Regions from separate parts of the Homo sapiens genome. Here regions 1, 2, 4 and 5 are each linked to region 3. Evidence: chromatin loops called from intact Hi-C (ENCODE). Cell type or tissue: endothelial cell of umbilical vein. All regions are shown on one strand. Region 1 has its middle 33 kb from the start of DNASE2B. Region 2 holds the start of SAMD13 (sterile alpha motif domain containing 13). Region 3 holds the start of PRKACB (protein kinase cAMP-activated catalytic subunit beta). Region 4 overlaps LINC01461 (long intergenic non-protein coding RNA 1461). Region 5 has its middle 11 kb from the start of DNASE2B.

Region 1 (5,000 bases), 220 kb before region 3:
ATTTTCACTTTCTTCCATCATTCCTACCTTTTGATTAACTAGTCAATTCAGTGGCATAAAATACACACAGGAAAACATGAAAGAGTATTTATGTTTCTAATTGCAATCACAGTTAGAGAATTTTAAATTAATGCTTGGCCTTCCAGGTTGTTATGAAGGGTATATTTGTCAAGTTAGAAGAGTAGAACATATTTCACTTAAAAAAATTTTGGCTTGATTAATAGAACTTTAAAGTTTTTATACCTTTGGTATGTGGGTCTCCAATTATACTCTTACTGCAGGGCCTATAAATGTTAGATACAGGCCTGGAAAGGAAGGAGTGGAATGAGGAGGAATTTAGAAGGTTGACTGACCAGTACCTGGAGGCCAGTTGGATGTTGAAGAGGTCTCCCAGGTTTCTGACCCGAGGAGCCCTTTCTTTTCAGAGAAACAGATTTTGTACACTGAGGGGAGAAGAGCAGACCCACCATCTAATCACAGAACTAGCAGGAGAGAACAGTGTCGGGCAGTGGAGGAACATCAGAGGGTGTCTCCAAGTCAGAGAGAGAACCTGAGTAATGGGTGCGAGGTTAGGGGAGGTGAGGGTAGCTGGAGTGACGGAGATGGAGGCTCGCAGCTCCTAATGTGATGCATACCACTGTGGTTTCCAGATAGAAGATATGGAAATCAGCCTGCCAAACATTCACTACTTCAACATAGACATGTCCAAAATGGGTCTGATCAACAAGGAAGAGGTAAGAGGTAAGAGAACTTTAAATATATTTAAAGCACATCTCTGTCCCACCCCCTTTTGCCCCTTTATGAGCCTGGGATGATAATGTCACTGAATAAAACTCTTAAGCAACTGTTGCTTTGGGGAATATTTATAGTTGCCAGTGATTACAGCCCTCTTCAATTCTGGGCCTTTCAATGCCTGAGGTTGGAGTGCCTTCGAAGTGGATGAGTGATTATAGAAGGTTGGAAGTCCAAGAGAGAAAGACAGAGAAGGAACAGAGTGTGCCCAAGGAAACAGCTTTGAGATCTGCTTCTCTGAAAGTGCCATGCAAGGACACAGCTTCATTATTCTTCCATCATGAGGCAATGAGGAGAAAAAAAGATTCTATTTTCACTTTCTTCCATCATTCCTACCTTTTGATTAACTAGTCAATTCAGTGGCATAAAATACACACAGGAAAACATGGAAGAGTATTTATGTTTCTAATTGCAATTACAGAGGTAAGATGTGGAAATTAATTTTTTGAAAACAACCCTTTGTCTTGGAGAAACACTTCTCCTGTTTTTTTGTTTTTTTGTTTTTTTTTTTTAAGCCATGGCAGAATGTTAAACCACTCAGTGTGTCTGACTAGACAGCCTGAAGTACTGACTGGTGGGTTGGTGTGGTCAGTTCTTGGGAGATCAGAACCATTCTTCCCTCTTGGACCACATTCAAAATAAGATTTCTCAATTTGCTCCAGCTCCCCACACATTCCTATTAACTAGAAAACATTGTTTCGAGTAACTTCTTTTAGTATGTGTTGGGGAGTAAGATAGGGAAGGAGCCATCTATTAGCATGGCTCTGCTCCCATAGACTCATATCCTTTGGCGGATAAGGGATAATGAAGGGGTTAAAGGTCCCACATTCTGCACCTGATGGCCCAGAAGCCTCACAATCCTTCGGGCCAGGTACCTCCTTTCTGTTTTGCAAGTAATGTGAGTGGCCTCTAGCAGGCTTTGACCACCATCAGCTGCAGGTGGAGGCTCGGGAGTCGCATCTGGAAACAAAGGTCATGCTTAGGTGCCTGGCAAAGGTGATCTAGATTCTGAAAACCTCCAGGGATTCAGTTCCAGTTCTCTGGGAAGCAGAGCTGCCCTTACCTTGGTCCCACATGCTGTACATCCAGCCACAAGGAGAGGCAGCAGTATTTACTTTAGAGGAAGGAAAGGACATGGCTACCAGAATGCCATTAATTAGAATCTGAAGCCTTTTTAAAGCCTTCTAACGGGCAGGAGAGCGACCTGAAAGTAATCCTGGCCAAGTCCACCAGAGGCAAAACAAATGGACCCTACATAGAAAAAAGGATCAGGTGTCATGGCTCAAGCAGTGCTTAGCTCAGGACCCCAGGCAGAGAGAGGAGGGCTCCTGAGGGCCCCCGACACCTCAGGTCTGCACTAATCCCAGCATGCTGGGGGGCTGCGCCCACAGGGTTCTTCCCTCTAGGAAGTCAGACTTGCAGCTCCCTCATGGAGCCCAGCTGGGGACTTGGAGTCAGGAAGGCCTAAGTTCCTTTGGGTCAGGGCTCTACATAAAGGCACCTGAGTGGCTGAACAAGCTGTCCTTGCGTCTGTACTTTGAGGATGTCTGGAGCCACTCTTGGACTCTCACCCAGCAGATGTGTACAAAGTGAACATAACACATGAGAAACAGGAAGTTGGACACATTAACACTAGCAGAGAAGTGACAAATGACAGGGTGGGAGGGTGGAAGAACTCTAAAAGCACCGCTATCTGGAGCCATTTAGAATTGAGTGAACAGCCCTGCAGACCTCAGACACTTCTGAGGCCATGGTGATCTTACAGCATTGGACAATGACTCATGGATGAGGTGAGTCACCAAGGAAAGGTCAATTGTGTTCAATACACTGCATTTACAAAGCAGGGATATGGAATGCATCTTAGAAACATTTATATCTCAATGATTAACATTTTTCAAAAGCTTTTAAATTTTCTAGGAAATTGACTCATCTCTCAACTATTGCCAGAATAATAAGGCATTACCATGCTTGAAGTAACTTTAGTGGAGGACATACACATTTTCCTGTTTAGTAAGTTGTTGTTTTTGTTTTTAATATTGAGTCATAGAAAGGAGGAGAGGGCTATTTTAATGTCCTTTAAATTACCATGTGGTTTTTCTACAGGTCTTGCTGCCATTAGACAATCCATATGGAAAAATTACTGGTACAGTCAAGAGGAAGTTGTCTTCAAGACTGTGACATTGTGGCCACCAATAGGAGTCCACTCTCAGCTGAGGAATTCCTTAAGTCATTTGTGATGCTGGAGATGATAGCATGTAGCCATGCAAAATTTCACACTAGTATATTGATTTATAGTGTTCACTTTCCTCCAATATGAAACAGTTTATTTCTTCTACACCTAGCTCAGCAAGGCATTCTGTGGATTACCTTATTAGTAATTATAACAGGCTTTATGGCTATAATTTACTTTAAAAATGCTGAGCAGTATTAGAACAGTTATAAATCAATATTTCTTTTTGGTTATCTTATGCCTTCCTATCTTGGAGAAGCTTTAGAATCAATTCATTAAGAAAATAATCATGAATTAATGAGTGTGTCACATCAATTAATTTGTGCACAGGTTTAAGAAACAAATATTGTTTTCATCCTACTGATGCTTCTAAGTAATGCAGAAAATGAAATAAAATTATATTGAAAAATATCACCATTGTTACTTCATTTGACTGAATATTTGATTTTAAGAATGCTCTAGCATATGTATCATTGATTATTTATTTCCACTCTGATAGTACTTCTGTGATCTTAATGTTTGATTTTAAACTTTTTCAATCCTTAGAGAATATTTAGTACATATGAGGGTACTGAAAAAGAGTAGAAATTTTCTTTGAATAATGCATCCCTTATGTGCACAAAACGTCACATTTAATAAATGTTAAGCCAATATACAGATGGGTGGATGTACATTTAGAAAGAAGACTAGAGAGTATAGATGTGAAAATATCAGCAATGACAATTTCTGGATGATGAGATTATGAGTGATTTTCATTTTTCACCATGTACTTTTCTGAATCTTCCAAATATGAACAATTATTCCTTTTATAGCCAGAGAAACAAATATAGTTGATGATTTAAAGATGTTTACAGATTTGAGGGCTGATTATATCAATTGACTAACACTACCATTGTATACATGTAATAAAGCTTCACAAATTACAGCTTTAGAAACCCATGATGAAAACTTGTCCACGTTAACATTCTGGGTAACCTTTTCCATTTTAAAAAATCTTCATTTAAAAAATAAAATCAAATCTCCATTTTTAAGAATTGCTTTCATATGAGCCCTTAGTATTATTTGTTAATACGGCTTCATTCACCTTTATGATACTGCTACTTAAGGTTGCATGGTATAGTGGTTAATTGCACACTCATTTAAATCCTGGCTCCACCTCTCAGTAAATATAAGACAAGTTTCTTCATCTGTAAAATGGAGGTGAAAAGAGAACCTACCTTATAGGTCTTTTGAGGATTAAATGGGTTAATGCTTGTAAAGTGCTATGGTAGTATTTGGCCTGACACAGAAATTTCAATATACGTGTGTGTTGAATGTAATAAATGTCCTGTCTTCTTTTCGTTTGTTATTAGGCCCACATAGAAAAGCTGTCATTGGCCTCCGGGTCAGGCAAGAGATGGGAGGTGTTCAGAGCAGCAAACCCTACAAGATGTTGGAGGCCATTCACAAGCAAGCGCCTGCTTGGAAAATAACGTGGGATAAGAACAATGAAATAATTTGATGAGGAAAGTGTTGTGCTACATTGAATACTCACGTCACAAAATGTGCTTCTACATTATGTAACTTACATGGTCAAATGACTGGTACATTTTATTCCTGTGCTAATTTGTCAATTCTGTTCCAAGAGGAAAGAGTCTAACATGACTTTTCAAAAACAAAACAAGACAAAACAAAACAAAAACCCCGACTTAATTAGGCCTTTCTTACTTGATGTTCTCTTATTCTTGTAAGTTTTAGAAACACTGTATTTGCTTCAGAGAAGAAACCCATGTTAGAGCAGAATCCTTAGAAATTGTGGCCCATTTATACATATGTGCATTTTGCTTCTCCTTAGCTCTTAGCACATTTACTGCAATAGATTGCAAATGAGCTATTGGATGTTATATCCCAGGTATGTGGCAGGAAAGCCTGTAGTATGTGAAATTTTCAAGGACAAAGTTCCTGTTTTGTGAAGGATGTTTCCTTCTTAGAATTGTGA
Region 2 (5,000 bases), 160 kb before region 3:
ACTATATGTGTGTGTGTGGGGGCGGGGGATGTATACACATTCATTTATATAAAATTCTAGAAGAAGCAAACTAATTTATAATGACAGCATAACAGTGGTTGCCAGGGGATATGGGGGCAGAAAAGGACAGGAGGGAGAGATTACAAAAGGTCGTAAGGAAATTTTGGAAGTGATGGAAATATTTGTCATCTTAATTGTGGCAGTAGTTTCAAGAGGGGATAAAAATATCAAAACTTACTTTACACACATGCAATTTATTATGCAAGGATTATACTTCAGTAAAGCTGCTAATTTTAAAACTAATTACAATTAAGTAAAATTAAAAGTTCAGTTTCTTACTTAAACTAGTCACATTTCATATTCTTCGTAGCCACATGTGGCTAGTGGCTACCATTTTAGACAGCACAAATACAGAACATTTCCATCATTGTTGAAAGTACTGTTGGATAACACTGATCTAACTCACACATAAAACAGCATCTGTTTCTTTCATTTCTCCTCCACCTACCTACCCCAAACTTTAGGGATGGTAATCAGCATGGCAGTATGGCACTGATATATAAATTACCCGAGAACTTTAAAAAACAGATTTTATTAAGTTAGTTTTAATGTAACTTTGCTGTGAAGCAAAATATACCTTCTATTCATAAACATATAGCACACTGTTTCCTCATTTAGATATCACAGCTTCTATGGATTATATTTAATTAGTTTCCTCCAAAGCTCAAGTTGACGGCAATTTTAAACTAAATGATATGGAAAGAAATGAAACAGATAACTCCCTCTTGGAACTCACTTTCTCCTTGTAATCAAAGTACTTATTGCTTTGCTATAACTCCTAAGTGAGAATATACATTTTTCATATACTCATAAATATCAAAATATTATGTTACATGTGCAATTGAATTTTCCCATTTAAAATAATCAAATATATAACTCTTACATGACACATATAAACACAAGTTTCAAATGTGAGAACAGACTTTAAAATAAACACCATGTATGCACAGAAATGTTTCACATTCATTAAACAGTTCATAAAATTAGGACGGAGGAGTTGTTAAACTATATTCTTACTGAAGCTTTTTCCCTTCCTGCACTATAGCTCTTAGTTTTCAGAGTTAGAGGTGATTGTATTTCAAAAAAAAAATTTGAACTCTATTTTCTGCCCCCATTCTGTGTTGTCTATGGAAGAGTCTCTGCTTGGAGTTTTTGTTTCAATATACAGAATGCAGGGCTGAAATCCTCAACCATCCTTGTTCCAAAGCCTGATACACAAACCTTTCATATATATTTTGATGTCTGAGTCATCTCTGTCTTAGAAATGCAATACAGAAAAAGGTAACTGGGGTAGGGGGGAGAAGGGAGGCTGCTGGCCAGTGTAGACAAACCAAGGCGACCCCCAAACTGTGTATTGTAGTAGATAAGCAAGAAGTACGAAAATAGAAACTAAGTCCCTCTGTTGTTTGCAGAAGCAGAACTCAGAAGCCAGCTTCACTTACTTTTTTACACCGACAGAGCCATTTTCCTTGTTTTCCATGTCAACAGATAGCATGGGAAGGCTGCAGGGTTCCTTTACTTCAGCAACTAATCAATAAGGGAGAAAAGCTTGTGTTTAATTCTTAGAAAGTGAGAGAAGAATATATATTCTGAATCGGAAACATAATGGTCCCTTTTACAGCTTCACACCAGTTCACGTATGTTTGTTTAAATCTCCAGTTCCCTCGGCGATTGGAGAGATGTGATTAAACCTAAAGAACTGGAGGAGACGGATTGGGGTGCTTTCATCTGTACTGGCACTCCCTGCCTTGACAATAAGCATTTGCAAATGAAATTGAATCCTCGTTGAAAACAAGTGCTGTGTGAACTGGCACAGCTTCTTCTGGGTGCCTAGCTCTCACTTAAGACACTGCAACTCATAAATGAGTCAAAGTAGAGAAAAACAATCCCCCTTTTCCTGCCCCCCTCCCATTATGGGCTTTGATTTGTTTTTTCTTATTGTGTTTGGTTTTTTTTTTGTCCACTCCCCCTTGCTCCTAGATTTTTTCATTGCAATGCAGAAGGACACTTAAAGCTTTTGTCAGCAAGTATTCCCCTACCTCACATTCTCAACGAAAGCCTCAAAAACCCGTCTGTGAGATGGCCATGCTGTGGTAAAGCAGGAAGCTCACAAAAAATGCCAGATAGCCCTTAGCACAGAAAGGTGGTGCTGGTGTGTGTGTGTGTGTGTGTGTGTGTGTGTGTGTGTATGTGTAAGAAAGAGTAGGTAACTCATTAGATTTATGAAAAATCATCAAAACATTTAAGGAGATATTGTAGCATCCATCACTCTGTCTTTTTGTTTAGTAGGATGAGGGCTGTGGAAAATTAAAAGCCTTCCACAATTAATATGCAATTAGCAAAATGAAAAAGCTACGAACAAAACTGCTTTAAGAAAAAAAAAAAAAAAAAAGGAAGAAACAGTCCCGAAACGTGTTTGCTCTTATTCAGCTGAAGCCATAAATTAAATACATTTCCACTCAAATCACTTTATACTTCGGCACTCCTTCTCTAGGGATTACTCTGACATGGCAAGTGCATCATTTAGTATATTCGCAAGATTTTATCACTGTTAGAGAAGTAGATGATTAACAAATAACACTGTAAGTGTGGGATAATTTTCACTCCTGAAACACACACATACACACAAACTTCCAGCTGCAAACCACTTAGATCATTGATAGAGAAATCCAACATTTAATATATATATATAGATATTAGCATACATTCACACACCGTTAGAGAGTAGACAGGAAGATAGTGCTGCTGCTCCATGCTAACAGAATATGATTTCACTTCAGTTGGAAACTGTTACACATTCACCATTTTCTAAGCATCTCAGAAAACAAAACAAAACACTCACAATGATACTCTGCAACACCACACTACATTGTCTTATTATTATTACTATTATTTTCTTTTCTGTGGAAGAGTAAAAAGAAAACCTACCTATAAGCAACTAAAAAATATCATTTTTTATAGGCTTATCAAGAACAGCCAAAGAAACCCCAATGTTTTCTTTCACAAAGTAGGCTGGCAAAGGAATTCAATAAGGAGGTACAATTTGACACAGTGAAATAAAACCAGGCTGGCTCTCAGCCAACATGACGTTAGGAATCACACACAAGCTGCACCAACTGCCTTCTGGTTCATGGCTGACTTTTTAAAGCTACAGTGTGCCTGTTCACTTTTGCTAACTACCTTCAGCACAATTAGTGCAAGAAATGAGTAAGGAGTCCAAAACCTGCAGAATTCTCCCTGCACCTGTCTTGTACAAAGAAAAACAAGCTGTCTCAATAGCTTCTTATTTTCTCCCTCCCCTTCATTGTTGCTGCATGATAGGTCTTAGCTGTTGTTCTGAGCATGAATGTCATGTTTCAAACTATTTCCTTTTCTCCCCAGAGGGAAAAATAAGAGTGAGAAGCCAGTGCTTATGGGCTATAACCAGAGAACACTCGGAAGCTGCAGTCCCATGTTACTCTTTTTTTCCTAATAGAGATTCATGGACAAAGTTCCCAGGGCTGGCTTTTAAGTAATCTCTTTGTGAGAATAAGGAAAGCACTGCCCAGCAGCAAATCCTTTTACTTCATTATGCAGGAAGTAACATATTTCGGAAAGGATGCAAAATAGATGACCAGATCTCCTGAAAACGCCCACATTCTTTTATTTTGGCATTTATCCTGCCAAATGAAGCCAGCAAAAATTCAAACTGAAACAAACAAAACCTTATTCTACAAAACGAAAACAATTAGTTCTGGGAGGTTTAATTTTAACTGTTTATCCCAGTTGGACAAAAAGCATAATTCAAGAAATTTAACCAACACTTACAATCTATGAGTACCCGGTACTATATTAGTTACATATGAATAGAAAGACATTATGCCCACCCCAAAATTCATAGTCTCTCCCGCCATCATCCTAAATACCAAATCAGAAAACTGGGAGGTGGAGCAGAGAGGCTGGGCAAGATCTTTTGTTTAAGTTACCCTGGTCATTCTCACAGTTCCCTTGCTTGGCTTAAACCACTTTTCCAGGAGAATAATCTCATCCCATTAATGTTCTGCACATACACAGAAAACATACATGGTTGCCTCTTCATTGAAATAAACATCAATCAACATTTGGACACTTTTAGGTCAAGATGGTCAACAAAACCACTCAAGACAGGGCACAGAACACAGGTTCCCCAGAAAGATCCTGGAAAAAGTTATCACTTGCTGTAATATCCTGTAGAATTCAGGTAGAATCTGAGGAAAAAGCTGCCTGCTTCCCTTTTTAAAAATAATCTTTTAGGACATTAGGAGATTACCTTTGATCTAAATTTGGAACCTGAATTTCAAGGTCAAAAAATTTGTTCTTTACTTATTCCAGGAATTATATTAGAAATTTTTGACTTCCTTGAAGATCAGTGCCAAGAAAGATTTCAAATATTTGCCATTGCTCCCTTGAAAAGGCAAACAATAGTAATCTAGGAACCAATTAAATATTTTTGAGCAGTATTTTTTGAGCATGGGTCAGGCATGTGGATCTTTCACCAGTGCTGATCTCAAAATGATGGACTTTTATGTAGATAAAGAGCTCTTTCACTAACAGATTCCTTAACGCTTTTGGACTTGATCTGAAATTCCTGAACTATTCTCCCAGTAAATCCAAATTGGAAGCGAGTTGGACTGGGAGTTCTGTGTCTTGGGGAGCTGGGGTTGTCCTGACAGTGCTGCTCAGAACAAAAGCATGTTCAGCTCTCCACTCTTGACGGGGAAAAGGCAAAGAAACTGTAGTTACACCCAGCTCTTCCTTAGACACAGCCACAGGAGAAAGGATTCTGTGAAGTTTTTCCAAGCATCTCTTCCTGCATATACAAAGGGACATCCCCTCCCATCTGGCCTGCTGTGATCAAAAGTTTGCCTGTTACACAAGAGTAAAGTTTCAGAAAGTGTTGTAGGAAGTTAATCCCGTTTTAT
Region 3 (5,000 bases):
TGCTTCTTAAAATACTGTAGTTAGACCTTCATTAAGTCAGCATTGTATAACTCTACACATTTATGATCAAAGGAAGATTAAAAAGCTAACTATAATAAATTTGCTAGAAAGAGAACTTAACGCATGTCAATGCTCTCATTCATTCTGAGTTGGAACAAAAAGCAGAATTCCTCCATGCTTTTCTTTGAACTTCATGTATTTATATGTGCATGCAATTAGCTGTTACATATTTATTTAATCAAACAGGAATTTCTGTTACTTAGTTTAATAGTAAAAGATGAAACACCTGAGACCACTATGTGGCCTTTGTTCTGTGTTTCTTCCTATACATAATGTCACTGGACACGAAAGAAACTTGGATTGAAGCATGCTGCATTTCATGTCTCCTAAATTGGTAACTGATCTTTATACAAAGGTTTATGAATTTTTTTTGTAAATTGATGTAGTTTCTATGCTTAGTTTATTTCATTATAAAAACACTTTAGGAACAAACATATTCAGTGTTTATCATCAGGAGACATTACATTCCCTTGTCAAATGAGTCATGCAAGTAAACTGCTTTAAGTAGCTTTGAAGAATGTGGTTCATATGAAACTTTGTACAGTCAGAACTCCTTCTATAACTCATTCGCCAAATAAATAAAAATTGTGTTTTCACCACAAAAATAAACCTTGGAATTTTGAAATGATCGGATTCCTCTATTTCAGCTCTATCAGTGTTTTCTCCTCTACAATAATACATTTCATAATAGGAAATTATAGCTTCATGCTACCATACTCATCCTTAGACATAAAATTATTATCTCTATTATGGTATTCAGGGATATAAAAAGGAGAGTCAAGTAGAGGAATGCTTAATTAATGAACATTCAGTTACTCTTTAAGTATTTCTTACATCATGCATATTATTTGCAGCGCTACATGGTTTGCTCCTAATTTTATTTGTGTACAAGAATCCTATTTGTTTTGACTTCACAATAAAAAAAAAACAAAACAGCATTTTATCCAATAGAAATCATGGCTCATGATACTATTTTCCATTACTAGATTTTAAAATATGTTTTAGAAAGCATCACAGATCCCATACATTTAAAAAGTGGTGAAAGTCTAGTTCAAACATAACTTTTAATTATTAAAAACCCCTAACATTCATTTATTTGAGACACTTTTACTAAACACCCACTATATGAAGAGCAGGTATTAATGAAACAGAAATTAATTCAATTCTGTCTTAATTCCTCATTTAACTTTAAATTAAAACATACTTGAAATGCATAAAAATAATTTCCAAAAGGATTTAAAAGACTGCAATTTAAAAGAATAGGGCAAGGACAATAATTAACAAGCTTTTGTTACATGGTAAAGTTTAATATTATACCACTATTTTAATATTCAACAGTTCATTAACTTGAAGATATATATTCATATTCCTCATCCATCAACTTGCTATACAGTAAAGACTATAAATAACCCAAAACCTTTTAAGTGGAAAAAATGCACAAATACATGTTCTTCCTCAATCTCCCAAAAATAGTTTGAAGAATGTAAAAAAATTTCTGATTTAGTAAAAAATTAATTCAAATAAGCTTCTATAACACTGTCAAGGTGCTGTATAAACCTAGGAGTAAATTTTGTAAGCCATTCTTGATTTTGCTGTTGTGGTTGTTAAGCTGAGTTTTCTTCCTTAACTGCTACCAAATACATAAACAGAAAGAGTCAAACGCTAGTGCTATTTGATGATCAAACAAACACACCAAAGAGGGCAAAAGTTTCAAGGGTAATTCTATTGTTCCTCTAATTGGAGTCACAGAAATACCTTGAGGAGGGTCCAAGGTGAGATGTAGAATGGCGGCACTAGTATTGTTTATATGTGCAATTTATCTTTTAGAGTGTATGGCACCAAAAATGGTTCCCCAGCACCATTTTAGCAAAGCTGCAAGTTCAAACATTTTAACATGCCTGAAAGAATGTGATTCATGCATAACCAACTTTTCCTGCATTTGAGTCATATGTATAAATAACATAAAATATAATTATAAAGTTTTTGATATCCATAATGTTATAAGTGTAAGAATTTAGATAGAATAATTATGTTTTATTTTAGAAATTCCTGTTTGTAAAACTGAAATAACTTTCTCACATGCATTTAAAAATAAAACCATGGCAAACACAATAGAAATGTAATTATAAATTCAAGAGTCTTGTTGCCCCTTTCAAAGTTTAAAGCTTATAAATACAAGACATTTTAAGAAGTAAACAGATGGTTGTTTCTGAAACTTAAGTATTTCATTTTTATGTAAGAACAACAAAAAAAAGTACATTAGAAATGATGTAAGAATTTTATAGAAAATCTTGTCACTGATATTGAACTTAGTCAAAAATAAAACCATACAATGATGAAAGCTGAATGATTCAGCTCAACTTATAATCAAGTTTTTATGGAATTCTTTCAACTTCATCTTGCAAAATGTCCTTGTGAAAATCAGAAAACAACAAACAAAAGAGGGTTCTTTATGTTTGATTGTAAAACTCCAATTACCATTTTAGTTGCTAGTTATAATGTATCATTTAAAAAACAAAACTTACTTGATCTGTCCCATAAGGCAGTATGTTCAGAGAAATGAAGGCTGTCATTTTCCAGAGCTGTTTTCTGATCATGTGCAGTACCTTTAGAGTGTCTATGAAATAACCGGCTAGCAAAACCTTCCAATTTCTGAAGAGCTGTAGTTGTACCTGTATACTGGTTACAAGGTGGTTCTCTATAAGCTGCCATTCATGTGCATTTACACTTTACTTAATGTAACTGCAAATGTTTCCAGAAGGAGCTCACAACTTCTTACACAGAAGCTAAGAGCTATGCATGTGTCAAACTTCCTGTTTGCAGGGTATTCAAACCACTACTGCTGTTCTGTTTCCTGTTAATATAAAACAGCACATTACTGAGCTTTTCTTAGCAAAACACTTTTCAGCTAGAGTTGAGGATTTTAAAAACTTGCAATATCTGCCTAAAAGGCTTTATGTTTGGGTGTTTTAATATTAATATATAGGCTAATGAGAGCATTAAATATAAAGCTTTATATATATAGTAGGCTAAACATTCTTTAAAAAGAAAACTAGTTAAACATGTATGACAAGTCTATGCAAACAACTGAAGGCCAAGCTGTCCTCCAAACACAACATGCTAAAGACAGGTTGTATTTTTTCTAGGAAATCAACTAATATACAGATTTTATGAATCCTTATAAGCAGCTAACTTTTCATAAAAAAAAACTAGTATGAAATGGGTATGAAAAAACTCTTGCAAAACAAATTTATAACACGTATAAATAAAACAATGTGAAATAGCACTTTAAAAAATTGAATGTTTCTAATTCATTGATTTAGGCCTAATACATACAGGAACTACATACACTTAGTATGTCAGTATTGCTTATCAAACTTATAATCTGCTGACATATGTCTATTACCAGGGGTACATTTTAAAACATTCTAAAATTTGAAAAGAACAAAATACAAGATTTAAATTATATAAAATCCACCATAGCAAGAAATTTCAATTGAGAGAAAAAAGTTCCTTCTAGTTGGCTGAGACATGTTAATTTTAAAACCTTACCACTGAAGACTACTACTTACCTAAACCCCTGATTTAGTGATCTCACTTAGAAACACCTCTCTATTTTTTTTTAAACGTTGTTTCACTCTGTCTCCCAGATTGGAGTGCAGTGGTGCGACCTCTGCTCACTGCGACCTCCGCTCCTAGGTTCAAGCGATTCTCGCCCCTCAGACATCCGAGTAGCTGGGATTATAGGCGCGCACCACCATGCCCGGCTAATTTTTGTATTTTCAGTAGAGATGGGGTTTCTCCATGTTGGCCAGGTCAGGAGTTGTCTCAAACTCCTGGCCTCAAGCGATACGCCCGCCTTGGCCTCCCAAAGTGCTGGGATTACAAGTGTGAGCCACCGCGCCTGGCCAAAACATCTCTTTTGATTAAAAGTAAGTAAAACTTGCCTTGTCAATTTTCAGGAAAGAAAGTAACCTGTGGCATTTAACAAAAATTTTGAGTACTTGTTTTTTTGACACTAAAGGATAAGAAATTTCCGTGGTTCTCTTTGGAAGCAGAGGGGAGGGGAGGGAAGGGAAGGAAAGGAAAGAAAGAAAAAGGTCTATCTAAAACAATCTATCTAAAAAAATCTTACTTCAGATTTACTGCCAACTGTTTGACAAACATAAAAAATAGAAACAATACTGATAAGTAAAATAAATAGGAACAATAATGTAATCAAATTAGGACTACATAAAAGGCCAATAAGAAAACACTGATTAGTGAATTTTGCCATTTAACAGTTCATTTGTGTATACTTTGTGTAATGGAATTCATATCAATCTAAACAAGTATGTAACAGTATCTATAAGATAAACTTAAATTTATAGCTTTATGTATAAATATTATGTGTGAATAACAGTTAACAAAACACTGACCAATGAATTTTGCCATGTAACAGCTCATTTCTGTATACTTTGTTTTGTGTAATAAAATTTTTATCAATCTAAACAAATATGCAACAGCATCTATATGACAAAATTCTTAAATTTGTAGCTTTATGTATAAATATTATGTGTGCATAACAATAATTTGTTTCTTAACATCTGGTAGTGCCTTACACAAAACAGACACTTATTAAATGTCTGTAGTCTTCAACAAATATCTACAGAGCATGGACTGATTCTGTAAGGGAAGAAGTGGATAAAATTACTGAATTCCCTTGATTTGCTCTACTGAAGGAAATTCTAATCATCTTCAAGGCTTAGTTCAAATGTCACCTCTTCAGTGAAGTCTGCCACATACTTCCTAGGAAAACAAACTTTGCTGCTTTGTTTTCACTGACCTCATAATATTATGTTAAAAGGTACTGTTTATGAATTTATATGACCCTAAATTGTGAGTTACTTGAATTCATAAATGAAATGCATGTATTACATACTCAATAAACATGTTAAAAG
Region 4 (5,000 bases), 460 kb before region 3:
AGTTTGACAGAGCTGAGCTTTAGATTTTGAGACCCTATACTCCCTTTTAGCTAAGAAATTGAGAAGAGTCTTAGTGCCTTCCTGAGACATCCTTGAATGGGGCACAGAGGAGAGTGTCATTTACATACTGCAAAGTTTCAACTTGAGAGTGAGAAAAACTAGAAAGATTTTTAGACATGGCCTGTTTCAGCAACTTCCTTTTGATATCAGGGGCTGCCTGAGTGATGAACCTGTTTTTTGTTGAATTGGAAGACAGGGAGGTGTGTTTTATTAAAGCTTCTCTCAGCCTTTCCAAAAAGGTAGGGAGATTTTTATCTGGTTTCTGATTCAATAAGGACAGTTTAGAGTAATTAAGAGGTTTGGTCCTAGTCCTTCTTAGGCCCTCTGATATGCACATTAAAAAGTATTTCCTTTTCCATTCATCTATGGGGTCACAGGGATTCCAGTCAGGATTGTCAAGAGGTATAGCCTCTCTCCCTATTGAGATTGTTTTTTTCTGTTATTTCCTCACCTTCCTTATCTCCCCTTTTCCTTTTTGGTCACTATAGGGAACATGTTGTTCATCTCCGAACTTTTCTGCTGCTTGCAGAGCTGTCTGCTTTTCAGCTGCAGTGAGGGTTTGGCTGAGAAACAACAGCACAACATCCCTCCATGTGAGGTAAAACACTTAAGTTAAATTTTGGAAGGCCTCTATATATCTATTAGGGTTATCAAGAAATCAGCCCATTTATCTGCCTAAGGTCCTGCAATGAGAAGGGAATAAGTACCTTAATGGTGCCCCTTCCATCTGGCATTTCTTGTAGGGGTAGGAGTGAAGTCTGGGCAGTGGGGAGCTTTGGAGATGGTGGAGCTGGAGGAGCTGATGGTGCAGCTGGAGGGGGCCCTGGACAAAGGGGACTGGAAGGACTGGGGCACTTAGAAGCTGCCTCTAATGGTTCCTCCAAAACTTGCTCTTCTGACTTAGGGGAACTACTCTCCACAGACCTGTCTGATATGATTGCTAAGAGGGCTGAGTTGGTTTTGCAATGCTTGCAAAGGTCTGGGTTGTCTCGCAGGGCAAAGGAAGCCTGCACATAGAGAACCTTGGACCATTTGCTCTTCCATCTACAGAAGAGATCTAATTGCTGGATAAGATTAAAGTTAAGGTTCCCTTTAGCTGGCCAGGTCTGTTCATTCCTGAGAGGGTAAGAAGGCCACACCCTTGTGCAACAGAAAATGAGCCACTTTTTCTTCAGAGTTTGGGTGTCAAAGGAGTTCAAAATGTACTCCAGCAGAGTGCAAGCCAAAATGACTTGCTACCCATCCTGGAAAAGAGACAAGAGGAGAGGCATCCCTCAGTCTCCTTGTTCTTTTTGGTGTGACCCAGGGTGGAGGGGATGACAGTGGGAGTGTCCCCCTGACTGTTCTCTCTCCTTGGTCCCTGGGTCCCAGCACAGTGTGTGCCTCCCCATGGTTGCAGGTGTGACCTTCAAACCATGGTCCCAGAGGAGCTAAGTAATGGGGATAGTCACGCTTACCCATGTGACCTTAGTCCTTTGCCTGATAATTGCCCTTTGACCTCTCAGACTTGTGTGATCTGTGTGACTCCTTGATGAATGGGTATCAGGAGAGATTATGTAACAGTTGCATTTAAGCAAGGCCCCTTAATGGAGGGAGTGTACTGGGCTGAGCTTTATACTCTGCTATTATGGACCAGACTAGAGAATTTATGTTTAGATGGTGGTTCCAGTTAACTTCCAAACATAAAATCCCCTTTCTATTTAGACGAAATACTAGTTGCAAGCAGAATAGGTGTCTCAAGAGAATGTAAGGGTCAAATGGCAGCCTTTCTGCTAATGGAGAGAGTATTGAGACAAAAATTTGGTTTTGGAGGACATTTTTTTCCTCACTGCTGAAAGCAGAGTTCTCCCACTCTCAGAGGTACATAAGGTTTGATCTCTTTTAGAGGGATGTAAAAGGGAGAAAAAGTGGAAAGCTAGAGGCTTTTGGCAAAGGGCAGACGAGGTTGCCGATGGAAAGGATTCCTATTCCACTAGGTGACGCTGCAAGCTTTGAAATACCAGGCAGTAACTTGGCCTCCGTATGGACAGAGAGGGAAGTCTGACATGTGGCAGGCCATTCCTACAGCATGCCTCCTAGCAGGAGAAAGTTAATTCGCCTCATAGAGGGACTATGCAGTCCGGCTGGGTAGTGCTGGTTCTTCACATGGGAAAAGAAACAGCCTAGGTGGAGAGAGGGATGTTCATTGGTGGGGAGATAACCTTCTACCCAACCCCAGGAAGTGCTATCATTAGGAGTTAAATAGTCTTTCAGATCTGGATCACGAAATCCCCCTGTCGGTAGAAAGTCACAAAAACAGCAATCCCCTTGACCTGCATTTCTGGTTGCCAAGGTGGTTGCTAAGCCTGCCTAACTGAATTATTTCTCTGGGCTATAAAAATTCCCGCAGCATTGTGTACAGAGAGGGGATGGGAGACATGGTGACCTCGGAAAGGAAAGGAGGAAAATAAGATTTGCAATAGGAAAGCTTGGCAATCTTGTGGCCGACACCCAGTCAGGCAGTCGGAGGCTGGTGTCAGTCCAGGAGCCTTTGGACAACACCAGGGTGTAGCCCTGGCCAGAAATCCTCAGTTGCCCCAGGACCTATTCCAGCCCCATGTGATGGCAAAGTGAAAGGAAACTGGTTTGGACAGAGCCAACGTTCCCAGCACCCTGAGGGCACTGGAGGATTGACTAAGTCCTCCCCAGCAAGCTTCACATCTGAGTCTTTAAGATTAGCGGCTAGCCCTTGTGACTCATTAATTAGCTGACAGATGCCCGATTTTTTTATAGTTCTTTGAGAGAATAAAAACTGGGGACGAGAAGCCTCGGAAATGAAAGTAGAGAGTCCACTCCTTTACTCACTCTTCCAATGATTTCACCTTCAAATCCTGGACGGGCCCCCCAAATGAAGTAGCCTCATTGTCTGGGGTAAATACCAAGGTTGTTGGTCTCATGGCCAAGGAAATTGAAGTCGCAGACACACATACACAGAGTGAGACTGGAGCAGGAGTTTAATAGGCAAAAGGAAAGAACAGCTCTCTGTCACAGAGAGGGATCCTGAGTGGGTTGCCAAGTTGTAGTAAAAATGTCAGGGTTTTTATAAATGGGCTAGTGAGGAGGGGGTGTCTTATCTTACTGAGGCCCAAAGATTTAGTTGGAACCAGGTGTGCTATGTGCATAGAGTAGAGTTTTCTATCAGCTCTCACCTCACTCCTTGATCATGTAGACAGACTCTTAGTCTGCGCTGCTTTGTGCTGCTTTGTTTTGCTTATCTGGGAGGGAGAATTTCTGTGTCTGTTCCCAGACATCTTCCTGCAGCTGCTGGCATCTCCCCCCAGTCCACTTTTAGCTTCCCTATCTTAGTGTGCCTAAAAGGAAAGGAATGTGCTTATTAAGGCCCACTGTTTTTACTGGGGTCCATTGTATAAGTGTGAAGTTTGGTGATTACCTAGGAGACTCCCCATCTCCTGAGCCTGAGTTGTTTATCTGTGTTTTTACAGCCTGATCTTTCGGGCTGTTCTTTGTTAGAAGTGATTTCTTTGAACTGCATGAGGTTAGAAAGGGAGCTATTTCTGAGCTACTTTTTGTTAGAAGGAAAGTCTTCTGCTGGGACTCACTTTACCCTAACTGTCTACCTAAATAATTTCTTTCTATCTCATATAACACCACCACTTTGGGAGACAGAGGCAGGAGGATCACTTGAGGCCAGGAGTTTGAGATCAGCCTGGGCAGCAAAGTGAGACCCCTTCTCTGCAAATAATTTAAAGATTAGCCAGGTGTGGTGGCACCTGTGGTCCTACCTGCTTGGGAAACTGAGACAAGAGGATTACTTGAGCTCAGGAGGTCGAGGCTGCAGTGAACCATGATCATGCAATGCACTCTAGCCTGGGCTACAGAGTGAGACCCTGCCTCAAAAAGCAAAAAAACAGAAAAACAAAAAAAAGCATAGACCCTGGAGGAAAACTGTGTGTGTGAATCTTGGCTCTACTATGTACACCAAGGGGCAACTTGGGTACATTCTATAACTTCTCTATGCCTTAATTTCCATCTCTTGTTAATTGAGGATAATCAAACCTACAGAATTGTTGGGAAGATTAAATGACACAGTCCCTGCGAAGCATTAGCACAGAACCTATCACACAGATAGAACTCAATCAGTGCCAGCTTTTCTAATTGTGGTAGTTGTTGATCGTTTGCACACTCTTCACTTTCCCTTTTCTTCCCTCCCCTCTCTGCACTTTGCTTTTCAGTAACATGTCAACGCAACAAACATTTTCTGAGCCCCAGCACTGTGCCAGGACAAATATGGTCACTACCTTGGGGAGCTTGCTGTCTTTTGAGGAAGCAGACACATAAACCATGAGGACAACAAAGCATGGCCTATGAATGATAGACATTTTCACTCGTTTCCGTGGATGCAAGGGTGACAGTAGCAGTCACCATAATCAGGAAAGAAAGAGCTGAACAGGAAAGGAATTATAGAGGGAATAATCCTTGATTTAACTTTTAAAAAACAGGAATGGAAGGGAGAAAAGACTTTTGGTCAGAGAGAACAGCATGCGCAAAGGCATGGAGATGTCATACAGTGGAGCGTAGGGAAGAGCCAGTAGTTCAGCAGAACCTGCCCAGTGGTTCTCAAACTTGAGCCTGCACCTGAAGGCCCTGGAAGCCTTGTTAAGAAGCAGATTGCTGGATCCCTCCTCCAGAGTGTCTGATTCATTAAATCTAAAGTAGGGCCTGAAACTTTGCATTTTAAACAAGTTCTCAGGTGATACTCATGTTGCTAGTCCAGGGACCATACTCTGAAACCACTGGGAGGCCAGAGCATAGTGGGTAGGATTGGTTAGAGGAAAATGGTGAGAAACAGAACTGGGCTTCACATGCTAGCTCACCGGTGTAGACTTTGTAATTTAAAAACAATGGGCTGGGCACGGTGGCTCACACCCCTAATCCCAGCA
Region 5 (5,000 bases), 240 kb before region 3:
AATTAGTATTGACAAGGATTTGTTTTATTAGTTGTACATCTATAGCACAAAACAGTGTGCACCTGTGTGGGATCCTCAGTCTTCTTTATCAAAAAGAGATGAAACTCCTGTACTGATCAGTAGTGGGATCACGCCTGTGAATAACCACTATGCTCCAGCCTGGGCAACATAGTGAGATCCTGTTTCTAAAAATGAAAAAAAGAAAGAGATAAACAAGGATGTCTCCCTACCACTTACTGATGGAACTGATTTGAAGTATCCTTTTTTTTTTTTTTTTTTGGTCAAATTGGCAGGTCAGATAATAATAAGAGCTAACATTTACTGACACCATGTGCAAGTCACTTTCAACCTCATGACAATTGTGGGAAACAGCTGCTGTCATTACCATATTTTACAGATCCAAAGGGGAGGGAACAAAAAAAATTAAGTAACTTGCCTAGGGCCATACAGCTAGCAGGTGGTGGAGGCAGAAATTAAACTCAGGCAATCAGACATTAGAGCCTTCACTTTTACAATACTGTTCCATTGCAGTTGTACACTGAAATGACCAAGTCTTCTCCCTCCTGCCGCCTCGTGGCTAGTTGTCAGACCGTGGCAAAGTCAGTTTGATCAAAGTGATCCTAACAATTTGGACACCAATTACACAGAGCAATGGTTCTTAAACTTTTATAAGTCATGAGGCCTTTTGGAATCTAATGAAATTCTACGAATGCTCTCCCCAGAAAGATTCACCTCTCCCCTCCCCTAAACAAATAAACTTTTAGTTACAACTTCATGGAGTACACAGTTCCAACCCAAATCCATCCACTGAGACTTCTGGAGGCTAAAAGACTCTAAGGTAAGAACCCCTAGACCTGTAGTGACATCTATATCACTTTCATTATGGCCTGAAAATAAGAGAACACTTACTATCTTATTGCAGAAGTGAAAATACATGAGTCATTTAAAATCCCTGAGAGCTCTCCCCAACATTACTTGCAGACAAGTAATCCCTTTACATTTTAAGACATGTGTAGAAAGGGGATTTTTCTTATGTAGAGCCAGGTAAAGATTTATTCCTGGCTGGGCATGGTGGCTCACGCCTATAATTCCAGCACTTTGGGAGGCCAAGGTGGGAGGATCGCTTGAGCCCAGGAGTTTGAGACCAGCCTAAGCAACATAGTGAAATCCCATCTCTAAAAAAAAACTACAAAAGTTAGCCAGATACGGTGGTGTACACCTGTAGTTCCAGCTTCTTGGGAGGCTGATGTGAGAGGATCACTCAAGTCCTGGAGGTTGAGGCTGCAGTGAGCTGTGATTATGCTACTGCACTCTGGCTTGGGTGACAGAGCAAGACCCTGAAAAAAAAGAAAGAAAGAAAGAAAGAAAAGAAAAAAGAAAGAAAGAAAGGGAAAGAAACAACAAAGAAACAAAGAGAAAGAATGAAATTATTCCTGCTAATATTTTTTCCAGAGTATTATTCTAAGAAATCGATTCACTTTTATAACTTCTCAAACCATACAAGCCTGAGGAAGGACAACCAAAGGGGTGAGTGTCAGTAATCATGAACATTTAAAGAAGGCCAATGTACCTGAGGGTAGGCAGGCAGAAGTAGGCCTTATCATAGCAGCAGCCCTTTGATTTGACCACTCCAGCTCTCGATTGGTGTGCATTCTAGGTATTTATCTCTGTCAGTAACTTTATCCTTTAATGCAAAATTTGACGAGTGATTATTATTTATCAATGATAATTATGGCTAATAAGTGCTGATTAATCGAGTGCTGATTATTGGTAAAACACTTTTCTAAGTTCTTTATATTTTTTCTCATCCTCACATCAATCCTCAGAGATGGACACTACTATTATTCCCATTTTATAGATGGAGAAATTTGCCTCTGTTCAGAGCTAATATGTGGCAGAACAAGGATTCCGCCTGGGCTGCCTGACTGCAGAGCCCAAAGCCTGTCCTTTCAGCCACCTGCCCACTCTCCAGAAGAGAGCACCCTTTGTATTTTACCGTATGAGATCTCTGCACCATTCCCTACATTCTACACAATGGGGCTCTGACACCTACTTCTGATTTATCTGATTAGAGAACTGGGGGAGAACAGCCTCGGTTATGGTCCAGGCCATTATCTGCTCTTTGGGTGCAGGGATGCTTTTGGGTGTCCCATGCCAGGCTTGTTCCACCTGCTCCAGGATCAGATGATTGGTTCCCTTCATACAGACTCATTGCCAGTAAACTTGATTACTCAAACTTTGCTCAAGGGCCAACTCTGCTTAGTCCAGTCAGGGTCCTGCAAAGGAGCGCCGACCTGTCCCGCACATGTCTTGCATGATCTCCAGTCTGGGATGGCTGTGCTGCACTGGAAGGCTGTCTTATTAGCCATATGAACACTTTGTGCTGCCTTACCGACTCTATACTCAATTCTGCCCTTCCTCGGCTTTTTGTTCTTTGGTCAGCTGTGCCTGTGATCTCCAGGCTGTGGTGATCATTGGGCATAAATTCCTTGCCCCACTTTCCCCGGAAAAGGACTTCCTAATTGGGGTCTGAGCTGAAGTGGCTCTTCCTGTATTGAAATCCTTTGTGTGTTTTCATTAACTATGCTGTGTCATCACACAAGCAGTGGAGGTGGTGGTGGCACCATCCATTCATTCATGACACATTTATTAAGCACCTACTTATGTTCCAGGCATTGTGCTGAGTGCTGAGGTTGCCATGGTGACCAAGATCAAACTTGTTCCTGCTTTCATAGTTTACTGTTTTTGAATGAATCAGACACATAAAGAGGCAGGTGCAATACAATTTGATAAATATTCTGATAAGGCAATAACAAATATTTTGAGAGCACCTAAAAGGGGCAGCTATTCCAGACTTGAAGGGCTGGGGTGGACCCTGGGAGAAGTGGCATCTGAGACCTGAAGGGTATCTAGAAGAAGCTAGGCAGGCAAAGAGGTTGGTAGTTGGGTAGTAAGGAGGAGAAAGTGTTCAAGAAAGACGGAATAGCAAATCCAAAGGCCAACACACAGAAAAAGCATGTAACACCTGGGCAGCCGTGATTAGATCAGCATAGCTAAAGCAGAGTTTGCAATGACGTGTGGCCAGATATTATGCTGGTGAGCTGAACAGGAATGGGGATAAGAAGGGTGGCTATCATTTAATCTTTCTATGTACCATGTAGGTACCACTTGTCTTCATAGGCTAAACTACTGTTTCTTGAATATATAGGGGCAGGGATGAAGCTAAGGAGTAACATTTGTCGAGTCCTGGTACATGTTGGGGATGATGGATGATCTCAGAGACCTTTCATTCCAGACTCCAGCCCATACCACTCAAGGGCCCCAACCCAGCCAAATGCCTTCCTCCTTCAGGTAGAGTCCCTTGTGGCTCAATATACACCAGAGTCTTCCACCTGTTACTGCTCCCAGTGCTGTTCACTCTGAAAACTGGCGCCCTTAATCACAGTCCCCTCTGCTACCTCTGCTGCTGCTGCTTCCACAGCCAGGCCTGGCCTCTATTGCTGGGATTAACCTCAGTGTACCACTAGCTGCTGGGAACTAAGCCAGGCCTTTGACATTCACCAGCAGCCCTACAAGGTAGAGGTGCTTCTTTCCATTTGCACAAATGGGGAAACTGAGGCTCAGAAACATTAAATTACTTGTTGCAAGCCACAAAGCTTTAAGTGGCAGGGTTGAATTTGAACTTCGTTTAATCCCAAAGCCACTACCACACAACAGTTTCTCTTTCCCCGACAGTCTTGTAGTTCTTACTGAGATCCCTTGAGTCTGCTCCTTTGGTTTTCTTATTGACCCTTTTCTTCAGCATGAGTCCCCAAATGTTGGGCCAGAGGCTTTTCAGAGGCCTCTCCAAGAGTTTTCCTTAACCTCTCACAAGAAAGAACTGAATTCAGATATCTCAACCCCCGAGGGCATGTTCAATGACCAACAATAGCCTGCCCTGCCCAGCTCTATCTCCAAGATTGGAGGCAGCCTCCCACCCCCTACTTTAAGAACAGCAGTACTTTCTGACTTTGGCTAGTATTCTTAAATTCCCCTCAGAGGGTCTGGTGATTTTTTATTCAAATAGATATTTAGGCAGCCCTTAGTACACCTGAACATCCTAAGTGTGATTTGCAGATGAGGTTCCTTCTTTGTCTCCTACCCAGACTCTCACTGCATGCTGTTTTTCATTTACTTTTATTTTTGTCACCTTCTTTCATTATCATTTTAATGTTCAATTTCTGTGCTAAATAAAATAAGGTTTTTCTGTTCTTCTGCTCCCTCCTGCCTCTTTCCTCAAACACCAGTAAAGCCCAGGGACAAATCTTATGGATTCTACCAGTGGAGATGAATGTGTTCACTAGCCAAGGCTCCAGCTTCAGACAAGGGTAGTAATGAATCAATCACTAGGCTTTTATTAAGTGTCTCTTCACTAAAAGCATAGCTCTTCCTGCAGCCAGACAGCCTTGGCTCTGCACTCCTGAAGGTAATCTGGACCCTGTCACTAATTACTGTTCTTCCCGGCAGCAAGTAGAAAAGGCAATTTTCAAATTGTTTCTATTGATCACAGGGCATTTTCTCCAGAATGTCACTCTCTATAAAAAGGGCATGCAATTATTTCCAGGTAACATAGTGAAGATATTTTATAGAAGAAAAGCAGTTCACCTACTGGCCATTCTACAATTTAGAGTCAATAGACTTGAGTGCAAATCCTGGCTCTGTCCTTTACTAGCCGTATGAACTAGGGCAAATCACTTAATATCTTTGAAACTCACCTCCTCCCTCCATAAATGGGAATATTAATTCCCATTTTACACTGGGATTATAAAGATTTTACAGTGCTATTACAAGGATTAGGTTAGTGGGGATTAAATAAAACAGTACAGTTTTGACCCAGGAGGTCCTATTAATGTATTTATTATTATTATCAAAAAAGCCCTGTACCTGTCAGTCTTCAGAACAATCTGATATATTTTCATTTGCTGCATGGGATTCTCTTTTTCCTATACAAGTTCTCATTC

What was found. Hi-C counts contacts between places; a loop is a spot of excess contacts. Peaks named below come from ENCODE experiments on the same cell type or tissue, not always from the same donor. Only the 100,000 strongest peaks of a DNase experiment are listed, where the experiment ranks them.
Region 1: it touches region 3 in a loop (10-fold over the local background); 6 of 110 quality-filtered maps call a loop at or near these places.
Region 2: it touches region 3 in a loop (8-fold over the local background); 25 of 110 quality-filtered maps call a loop at or near these places.
Region 4: a loop joins it to region 3, with 11 times the contacts of the local background. A loop is called at or near these places in 30 of 110 quality-filtered maps.
Region 5: a loop joins it to region 3, with 8 times the contacts of the local background. A loop is called at or near these places in 8 of 110 quality-filtered maps.

The regions. Positions count from the first base shown.
Region 1 is chr1:84,363,391-84,368,390 of GRCh38, reverse strand. It overlaps the pseudogene UOX. Among named protein-coding and RNA genes, the nearest start is that of DNASE2B, 33 kb to the left of the region's middle. RefSeq lists an enhancer at 2,033-3,232. In endothelial cell of umbilical vein, no CTCF peak of the experiment used is centred here; a DNase peak (open chromatin) is centred at 2,600; H3K27ac peaks cover 2,745 bases.
Region 2 is chr1:84,299,790-84,304,789 of GRCh38, reverse strand. SAMD13 (sterile alpha motif domain containing 13) reads right to left here and starts at 3,082. Exons shown (of 4, transcript NM_001134663.2): 1 at 2,989-3,082; 2 at 1,503-1,587. The coding sequence starts at 1,555. In endothelial cell of umbilical vein, no CTCF peak of the experiment used is centred here; DNase peaks (open chromatin) are centred at 1,979, 3,159 and 4,899; H3K4me3 peaks cover 1,389 bases; H3K27ac peaks cover 4,094 bases.
Region 3 is chr1:84,142,134-84,147,133 of GRCh38, reverse strand. It overlaps PRKACB (protein kinase cAMP-activated catalytic subunit beta), which reads right to left and starts at 2,863. Exons shown (of 10, transcript NM_182948.4): 1 at 2,586-2,863. The coding sequence starts at 2,772. RefSeq lists a silencer at 2,795-2,844. In endothelial cell of umbilical vein, no CTCF peak of the experiment used is centred here; DNase peaks (open chromatin) are centred at 533, 1,803 and 2,773; H3K4me3 peaks cover 2,486 bases; H3K27ac peaks cover 3,775 bases.
Region 4 is chr1:84,601,799-84,606,798 of GRCh38, reverse strand. All of the region lies in intron 2 of LINC01461 (long intergenic non-protein coding RNA 1461), which reads left to right. Among named protein-coding and RNA genes, the nearest start is that of LINC01461, 17 kb to the left of the region's middle. In endothelial cell of umbilical vein, a CTCF peak has its summit at 2,019 (motif pointing right); DNase peaks (open chromatin) are centred at 2,108, 2,538 and 3,418; H3K4me3 peaks cover 779 bases; H3K27ac peaks cover 2,485 bases.
Region 5 is chr1:84,384,964-84,389,963 of GRCh38, reverse strand. No RefSeq gene overlaps it. Among named protein-coding and RNA genes, the nearest start is that of DNASE2B, 11 kb to the left of the region's middle. RefSeq lists an enhancer at 595-774. In endothelial cell of umbilical vein, no CTCF peak of the experiment used is centred here; no DNase peak of the experiment used is centred here.